Regions from separate parts of the Homo sapiens genome. Here all the other regions are linked to region 3. Evidence: chromatin contacts called from ENCODE Hi-C or POLR2A ChIA-PET data. All regions are on one chromosome and are shown on one strand. Each heading gives the region's core, a stretch centred on a gene start or an enhancer-like site at or near the end of the contact. The rest is flanking DNA. Distances are from core to core; before and after follow the strand shown. Region 1 holds the start of FOXN3-AS3 (FOXN3 antisense RNA 3). Region 2 overlaps FOXN3 (forkhead box N3). Region 3 has its middle 190 kb from the start of EFCAB11.

Region 1 (3,171 bases), core at 42-2,541, 420 kb after region 3:
TGTCCATAGACCAAACGCTTCACAGGAAGTGGGCCTCACAGGAAGCCTCCCTCTCTCCACAGAACGGTTTTAGAAAATTTGCATTTTAAAGTTTGACTTCTAAAGATTCAACTCTTAATGGCTGGAGTCGATTGCTGGGAACTGAGGAATCCAAAAAATAAATAGTGGATTCTGAGTTGGGCTTTACCATTGCTGCCTGAGTTCTTTTGTTGCTTAGGGAAGGTAATTACAGAATTCTATTCCAAGAGTAAATGTCATTCTTTTGTGAGTAAGCTGGAAAGAAACAAGGGGATTACTTTTCTGTTTTTATAAAATGATCCCGATGTCATATGGTTTTAAAACATAACTAAATTTCTGGAGCAGAGATGGACTTTTGGGGGTGTCTCGGCCCTCTTTTTTTTTTCCCCAAACTTTAGAAATCTGACACAGTTAAATTCATTTTTAGAAGAGAATGCACGTGTTCTTCAATGTTGACGCTGAAAAACAATGAGATTCTCATTTTATTGGTAGTTTGGGTATGAAAATTGTAATATTGTTGTATCACCATAACCTGGTAATAATATGTTCATTTTGCCTATCAAACATAATACAAGTAAGATTGAAGTGCATTTTATGGAGTTCTACTGTCAGTATAATATTTAAGGCTGGCAAACAGTCAACAAATGAGAAGCTTTTAAAAATAAAGAAGTGATAATAGCTATACATCTACTTATTGCAAAGTACTTAATAATTCTCTATTAATGCCTTTGTATTTTAATTTTCTTTGCAGAGTATTGGGAAAGGGTCGTTGTGGTGCATAGACCCAGAGTATAGACAAAATCTAATTCAGGCTTTGAAAAAGACACCTTATCACCCACACCCACACGTGTTCAATACACCTCCCACCTGTCCTCAGGCATATCAAAGGTAAGCAATTCAGACTTCTTTTTTTTGGTCTACTGAAATGGCATTATTTTGGCAGAGACCTGCGCGGAAATTAATTTAATAGGCCGTACGAGATTTTAAAAATAACTGCAGGTAAATGAGAAAGAAATTAAGTATTATTAGGAGGCATATCCACTGTTGTATTTCCTACAAACCTTACCGCTGCTGCAGCGTCAGAGGAATGTGCTTCCAGAAGGCTTCATGGTGGGTGAAATCATGTCTTCCTGGGTAGAAACATTTACAAAGAAAAGTCGACAGCTTTCACATCTCGGTGTGTGTCATGTTTTGTTGGGATAAAAGTACAGGAACGAGTCAAGCAGGCAACTCCATCATCCCCTCATCTGGCCGGTCTCTGCAGACATTCAGTGGAGGCTCACTCAGTTGTCCCCACTGTTGTCTTTCGCAGTCTCCATGTAGACGGTGCTCCCAGGTGACCATTTTGTTGTGGTTACTTGGTCTTTGCTTCTTCAAGGAGAACAGTAGAAACAATAGAGACATTTTATCCTCCTCACATGCCCATTTGTTTGAGACAGTAAGGTCATGGGTACCATTTTTACAAATATATCATTGGAAGGGAGGGTAAGTAGCCTGTCACTTTTTTAAAAAGTGTCTTAATGTTAGATTCCAAAAGAGAGCCAAATAATCAGAACCAAATTTTTAAGATCAATTTTTATGAATACATAGTACTTGAATTTGAAGTGCATTCCTCAGTTCTACAAAAAAATATTTAAAAATGTATAGAAATGTTTCTATCGTAACCACCTAGTTAAGAGGAATTATCCTTGGACTGCAAGTTGAGGTTAATTAGGGATGGCATGATGTCATAGACTTCAGGAATTTTACAGTCCACTTCTTTGCAGATTCTTTTCCTAGTCTGCTGTTTGTTCTGCAGGAGGGAGCACAAAGTGATCTTCTGAAATAGCATTAATGAAGTTCTTCTGCATCTCAGTTGAGAAGCATTCCATCACAGGCCCTAGACAATCAGTCTTCAGCAAGAGACAGGGAGGAACAGCTGGGCTCTCTGAGAAGACTGCTGTATGTCTGCCTTTGCTAGGCGATTAGCGTGATGGTACCCATAGCAACTGGAGCGTCTCCATAGTAACGCGTAGCCGAGACAGGTGCAGTTGCATCACAAGGCTGTTTGTTGCCTGGCAAAAGGACAGGCCATTAGTACTTAGATATACACTGTTGCCTTAGAAACAAATAACCTTACATAGCAACTACAGTTGATTTGAAAGGTTTGGTGTGTGGGGGGGAAGGTTGTAGCAGCTTTTGTCTGTGTTCATAAAAATCAGTGGAAGCATACTTTATTCGAAATGACAACTTGAGGTCATATAGCTGTAGGAGAGAAAGTGGGATTTTCCAAAGCAGCCCAGCCAACATAGTAGACATGTCCAGAAGGACAGAGCCATATGCTTGGTTTTCTCCTTGTGGCCATAGCCACTCCCCAAATGGAAGAGAACCAGGATTGGAGTGGAGAATTGCCGATGTACAAGGTTGGTGAAGGAGGACGTGACACTAATTATTGAAATATTTCCCAGATTCTCATGTTTCTTTGTCATTCTACCCCCACCCCCCGACTCTCCAAGCTGCATGGAATACCCTTCTCTGGGTTTTCCACTCTGCACCTCAGAAGTATTTCATCTCCCTTTGCTTCTAGGAAGTTAAGAACATGAGTGTTACTCACTGGGTCATGTCATTGGTTCCTTTAGACCAGTATTTTGTTGCCAAATGTGACCCCGAGGGAAACACAGTAATTATTTAATAATTCGAAGGATTATAGAGGAGCTCTGGGGGTTGGAACAGGAATGCATATTCAGGCGAGAGGCATTCTGAGCTGGCCTTAGCTTAATGACTTCATTTGATTTTTAATATAGACATAAAAATGCAGATGAACCAGAGCTTTTGTAATGAAAATCATTTCCGAAGGAATATTTCAGACCCCACTCCGTCACCTCCAGCCTTTATCCCCAGTTGACTGAGGGGGGAAAAAAAACCAGTTTCTGCTTCTGCCCATGCGGTGCTTAGATTTCACCTCCACAGAGGTCACTGGCGGTGGAGGGAGATGACAGATGAGATTCTAGTCTGCCTCTTCCATGCCTTAAGTCCATGAGAACAAGTCACTTTCTCTTTCCTGGGGACTGTCATCCCTTCATCTGAAAGCTGAGAGTTTGCTTCAGGATCCTCTAGTGTGTGAAATTGCACTGAAGCCACTGAACACTGGGTAATTGTACAATATTTCTGTGT
Region 2 (2,946 bases), core at 189-2,688, 490 kb after region 3:
TTTTGTCAGAAGGGTGGGAGCAGAGGGGCTGTCATTTCTTGGGAGAACTGACACTTAAGGCCTTAAAAAAGCAGATAGATTTAGGTGTGTGGAAATAGAAAAAAAATGTCATTGCAAGAAAGAGAAATAACCAGAGAACTTAGCTTCACAGAGACCATAGCAACAGCGCGGAACCTGAGCACTTCATAGACACCTTTGTATAGCGACGGGAAGAATAATGCAATGTCTGAAGAGGAAATAATGGAAGTTAAAACCTGAAGCAAAGTTGAAATCAAAATGACCTAATAGTTAGAGCGGGGCACCAGTTTTCATTGTCAAATCGTTGTTTGGTTTAGAGTGGAAACTTAGTACCTTTATTTTTCCCAGCACAAAACCAATTGTAAGAATTAACTGGTTGTTCTCGAGGTCCTCCCTGGACGTCGGGTGCCTGTATTTTGGTTCAGAATCACTGGCAAGAGGGGCTGCTGAATCACCTCTCGGTTTCGAGGATAATGGGGTAAGATTTGGTTTGGATTACACCAGGCATGGGTACTTAACATAATTGGTCATTTCATCAGTTCACAGTCTTTATTTTAAATGCCATTTAGGCTGCTACAGACAGTTTCAGCAGGCTAGAGAGCACTTCAATTCTTGTACAATGGAAACCAAGCAGAGCATTAGAAGGGGACAAGCTCATTTTTCAGAGGGGACCCAGGGCAGGCTGAACAGAAGAGTGGCTTATTCAGAGCCCTGCAGGCGTGGCCAGCTGACAGGTGTCCCCACCGTGCCTTCTTCTTGTGTCTGTGTGTCTCTGTGTTACGGTCTCTATGTGTTTGAAACGTGTTCTTTATTTTATTCGTTTAATTCATTTACTAATCTCTCTTATTTTGTTAATGAAAAGAATAAAGTCTTTTTTATATTTTCCCATTTCCAAACTCCCTGTCCCCCTCCCCCATATTCCATTCACCCATCAAACTTAAAATTAGGTTACTTTATTAAAACATCACCCTTGGATGATTTGTTGTAATGAGTCAGTGATTCATAATTAAAGACATTCCTCACCCCTAATCTGACCCTTCATCTGGTCTCTGATGGTTTCATCCCAAAATGACATAGGCACCTCTGCTCTTGGTAGCTTCATGCCTTCTGCTGAAAGTTGCCACAAGCCATGCTGATTTTATATCCTACTTCTGCCCTCTTGGTCTTGGTAGGCCCTGTTGGCCTCAGAGCTCCCCACGGAGTTTTGTTCAGAGAGGAGCTACTGCCTGACCATTTTGGCCTGCTTTTATTTCTAGCTCTTCCTCCAAGCAGGCATTCCCTGGGCCTACCCTCCCCACCCCACCTGCAAGCATTTCTTGATGGTACATCTCTGTGTGTCCAGTCCTGGGTTAGGCTGGAGATCCCCAGGGGAAGTCCAGGTCCCACCCTCTCAACCAGGTCCCACCCTCTCAACCACTCACAGCCCGTTCTGTGGTCAGACCACGAGTCCTAGCCCTTCTTGGAAAAGGCTGCTTGGCCCACCCACTCTAAGAAGCCCAGCCACTCTCAGCACAGATGAAACCACTGGTTTTACAAACCTTTCCAGTGACTCACTTGACACCCTTATACCCTTCTGGTCATTCTTCCCTCTTCCTTTTCTCCGTCACTATAGTATTGGGCCTCTAATTATTATCAACTCTGTGTCCCTAGGATGCGGTGGTAGAATTAAAATAAATTATCTAACATATTTTATTTCCATTCACTTCTGTTGGTTGTTGTTATTGTTGCTGTTGTTGAGACGGAGTCTTGCTCTTGTCGCCCAGGCTGGTGTGCAAGTGGTGTGATCTTGGCTCACTGCAACCTCTGCCTCCCGGGTTCAAGTGATTCTTCTGCCTCAGCCTTCCAAGTAGCTGGGATTACAGGCATCCACTACCCCACTCAGCTAATTTTTACGTATTTTTAGTAGAGATGGGGATTTGCTGTGTTGGCCAGGCTGGTCTCGAACTTTTGATCTCATGTGATCCATCTGCCTTGGCCTCCCAAAGTGCTGGGATTACATGCTTAAGCCACTGTGCCTGGCCATCCGTTTACTTCTGACAACTCACACTGGACGAGCTAATGTAATGGAAGGACTTAAAGGCATTTTCAGCTCACAGAGGAGGATTGTGTTGCCTTAGACTCCCACCTACCCACCCCCACAGCTAAAATAGGGAAAAAGGAAACCAGGTCTTCTGCTGTGAGATGCATGCTGTTCCTCCATGTGCACCAATGTACACGCAGTCCGTAGAATGTGCATGAAGTTGACATGATGGTTAGATGACTTGCTTTGAGGAATACCAGTTTCCCATGTTCTAGGTTGGCTTCATATCCAAACTTACTTGGGAGTAACAGCGTTTATCACCCCTTCTCCACAACTCTTACCCCTCCCATAACTCTGCTACGAACTTTTACTGCTGAAATGTATGAGATACCTCACCTTGGTTGTCTTTCATGCCATGAAAGGCTCAAGAGGAAGTTATAGTGGAAGGAACACTGGATTATGAGTCAAGGGACCTGGGTTCTGGTCTCAACCCTTCACTTGGTAAACTTTGTGACCTTGGACAAGCCACGTGGCATACCTAGCGCTTCATTTGCAATTTAAGGAGCAGACCTCAGCGATGGCAAAGATTCCCTATCTAGTACCAGCTCTGTTCCACTCTAGCAACTTCCCCCAAAATAGGTCAGAATGGATTTTGATGCTTAGTTCTGGCTCAGTGGAGAAAGAGTGTTACCTTCAGCCAGCTGTGTCTGCTGCGGGTGCAAGGAGAGGACAGAGTGGGTGGAAGGCTGGCTGAAGATACCCATCCCCAAACAAGATGATTTTCCAAGGTCCTTTGGATCTTAGGGAGACAATACGATATATTATAGGTTTGGACAACCTGGAAGTGAACCCTGTGTTGGTTTCTTGGGCAGCTGGCTTAACTTCTCTTTAGGAGTCATGACAATGCT
Region 3 (3,025 bases), core at 61-2,560:
CTTTTATTTCCATTAAGTAAAAAAAGCAGCACTTTTTTTTTTTAGTGGCAGGGCACAGTGGCTCACACCTATAATCCCAGCACTTTGGGAAGCCGAGGCAGGGGGACCACTTGAGGTCAGGAGTTCGAGACCAGCCTGGCCAACGTAGTGAAACCCTGTCTTTACTAAAAATAAAAAAAAAATTAGCCGGGTGTGGTGGTATGCACCTGTAGTTCCAGCTGCTAGGGCGGCTGAGGCAGGAGAATCATTTGAACCCAGGAGGCAGAGATTGTGGTGAGCCGAGATCGCGCCACTGCCCTCCAGCCTGGGTGACAAGAGTGAAACTTCGTCTCAAAAATATATATAAAATAAAATTAAAAGTAAAATAATTTAAAAAAGCAGTTTAGTGAAAAATGCAGTGTAGACCTGCATTGTGTAATACAATAGCCACCAGCAACGTGAGCACTTAAAATGTGACTAGTCTGGGCCAGGCACAGTGGCTCATGCCTATAATCCCAGCACTTTGGGAGGCTGAGGTGGGTGGACCACCTAAGGTCGGAATTCGAGACCAGCCTGACCAACATGGAGAAACCCAGTCTCTACTAAAAATACAAAATTAGCCGGGCGTGGTGGCACGTGCCTGTAATCCCAGCTACTCGGGAGGCTGAGGCAGGAGAATCGCTTGAACCTGAGAGGAGGAGGTTGTGGTAAGCTGAGATTGTGCCACTGCACTCTAGCCTGGGCAATGAGAGCAAAACTCCGTCTCAAAAAAAAAAAAAAAAATGTGACTAGTCTGAATTGAGAAGTGCTGTAAGTGAAGACTTAATATGGAAATAAAAGAATATAACAATATTTCATTAATTTTTATGTTGATTCAAGGTTGAAATGATAATATTTGGGGCATATTACTAACATTAATTTCCCCTGCTTTTTTTGTACTTTAAAAAAATGTGGCTACTAGAAAAACTTGAAATTTCATATGTGGCTCATATTTATTTTAGGACTTGTGACCACACAGTTTCTGTTACAACTGCTCACTTGCGTTGTAAGTCAAAGCAGCCATAGATGACATAGAAATGAATGGACATCTCCGTGTTCTAATAAAACTTTATTTATAAAAACAGGTAGCCAACCAGGAGGGCAGTAGTTTGCTTAACCGTGGTCTAGACCAGAGTTTCCTAACCTTGGGCCTTTTGACATTTGGGGCTAGGTAATTTGTTGTTGTTGAGGGCTGGCCTGTGCGTTTTAGGATGTTTAGCAGTATCTCTGGCCTCAACCACTAGATGCCAGTATCACCACCTGCCCCAGTTTTGACAACCTAAAATGTCTGCAGACATTGCTGAATGTCTTCTGTGGGGGAAAAATCACCCTGATTGAGAACCACTGGTCTAGCTCATATGATTTTATTTCCGAGAAAACAAAAATTGTGTGCATGTGTAGTGTTCTGGATGGGTACACACCAAGGTGCAGGAGTTACGTGTTTGGTTTTTTTCCCCATCTTTTCATTTTTTGCATTTTCTAAATTAAGCATAGGTTATTTAATATGTAAAAAGGAACAATCGTGGGGCTGCATGTGGTAACTCGGGCCTGTAGTCCCAGCTACTTGGGAGGCTGAGATGGGAGGATCGCTTGAGCCCAGGTGTTCCAGATGCTTCTGGGCAACATAGAGACCCCATTGCAAAAAAAGTAGGGGGATGGGGCAAATAAATAAATAAAACAATTGTGTAGACAAAGAAAGCCAAAAAGACAAAGATAAAATGAGACTCAGAAAGAAATCCACGTGTAGAAAAGAAAGTGAGAGTTGGGGGAGAATGCTACTTCATCCCCAAAAGACAAGTTCTCTACTTGGCCAGGCCCTCAACTGCCACTCCAAGATGTAATATCAAGGGCAGCAGATGTGGTTGGGCCAATGATCTCTGGGTTGATTATGGGTTTGGAAAAATACATCGGCCACACTGGAGTAGGCAGGCCCTCGCCTGGTGTGGTGTAACTATTTACCAAAAGGAAGCAGGCTTGATTTTGATGTACACACCACACCTCCTCAGGTGTAAGGCACACTGGGACCTCCACTGCTTGAGTCCACCAGGGAAAGGAGGAAGTAAGGAGTTAGACAAGATTTCAGAATGAAAAATTGAAACGCTGACTGCACTGAACTACTTCTCACAAAAGCCCAGGCAGTAACATTTTAGCAACTAAAAAATCAGTGCCAATTTACTGATATTTAAAATTCATGTTATTATAAATCAATTATTATTATAAGTAACTTTACTTTGTGCTTGCCATGCACCGGGCAGTGTACCTCATTTAATCTTCCATAATCTTCCTTATAGTGCTGAAAGGTAGGTGCTGTGCTTAGGATAGTTTTCCAGTTGTGGAACCCAGAGCTCGGAGATGGTAAGTTATATGCCTAAGTCCCACAGCTAGCAAGAGATGGAACCAAGGCTGTAGGCCACTCTCTGAGTTGACAAGTCATGCCCTTGTGATCTAAACTACAAGGGTGTACATTTTCTCTTGGGATTCAAGTTCTTATTTTGAAAGAAAAATACATAGCTCCTAAGAATTATGGTTTTTTGGAATTAGTCCTTTCCAGGAAAAAAAAGACTTTGCTCACTGTCATCATTGGTGAGAAGCTAATAAGCATGTCAAGTTCAGGTGTAGTTTGAGCAACTCAGTGAAGAGGTAGAGAGAGGTGAGGCAAAGATCTAGGCAGGAAGTGACCCTGAAAGCTGGGTGGCCTGATACTGGGATCTGGGTGGTGGGTCCATCAGAAAAGGGCCCCAGCCAGTGTCTGGAGAGATTGAGGGCATGACAGAGAGAGACTAGACTCCATAGAGAGGGCACTGGCAAGAGCTGGACAGGCCGCCATCATGGAAGAGGGGTGCTGGGAGGGAAACTGATTCAGAAGTACAATTCTCTGGTATGCAGGCACAGAAGTGCCAAGCAGCAGTCCTACAGCATGACCATGGACATTAACTCACTGACTGCTCTGTGTGGGAGTCGGTCAGCTCCAGAGCGGGGGTGAGGTGGCAGATGAAGGGTAGAGGTG

What was found. Hi-C counts contacts between places; a loop is a spot of excess contacts on that map. ChIA-PET counts read pairs that join two places held with the same protein, here RNA polymerase II (POLR2A). Pooled maps may share reads with other maps.
Region 1: a loop to region 3 is called in a pooled map, with 5 times the contacts of the local background. The contact joins the promoter of FOXN3-AS3 here to the enhancer-like site in region 3. A Hi-C loop is called at or near these places in 1 of 168 maps with a recorded cell type or tissue (natural killer cell), 2 of 37 single-sample maps with no recorded cell type and 7 of 50 pooled maps. POLR2A ChIA-PET finds 5 or more read pairs at or near these places in 3 of 52 experiments (GM12878, T-cell and naive thymus-derived CD8-positive, alpha-beta T cell).
Region 2: a loop to region 3 is called in a pooled map, with 4 times the contacts of the local background. The contact joins two enhancer-like sites. A Hi-C loop is called at or near these places in 7 of 50 pooled maps. POLR2A ChIA-PET finds 5 or more read pairs at or near these places in 2 of 52 experiments (OCI-LY7 and naive thymus-derived CD4-positive, alpha-beta T cell).

Annotation. Positions count from the first base shown.
Region 1 is chr14:89,348,407-89,351,577 of GRCh38, reverse strand. It overlaps FOXN3-AS3 (FOXN3 antisense RNA 3), which reads right to left and starts at 1,291. Exons shown (of 2, transcript NR_188029.1): 1 at 1,085-1,291. FOXN3 (forkhead box N3) reads left to right here. Exons shown (of 6, transcript NM_005197.4): 3 at 770-906. RefSeq lists a silencer at 113-162.
Region 2 is chr14:89,275,088-89,278,033 of GRCh38, reverse strand. The region is part of intron 4 of FOXN3 (forkhead box N3); the gene reads left to right. Among named protein-coding and RNA genes, the nearest start is that of FOXN3-AS3, 74 kb to the left of the region's middle. RefSeq lists an enhancer at 1,283-1,382. Within about 2 kb of position 1,438, at least 6 of the 41 ENCODE cell types and tissues checked have a DNase peak (open chromatin) inside an H3K27ac peak, as active enhancers do.
Region 3 is chr14:89,766,201-89,769,225 of GRCh38, reverse strand. No RefSeq gene overlaps it. Among named protein-coding and RNA genes, the nearest start is that of EFCAB11, 190 kb to the left of the region's middle. RefSeq lists enhancers at 935-984, 1,774-2,043. Within about 2 kb of position 1,310, at least 3 of the 41 ENCODE cell types and tissues checked have a DNase peak (open chromatin) inside an H3K27ac peak, as active enhancers do; they include GM12878, where a contact is called at or near this core.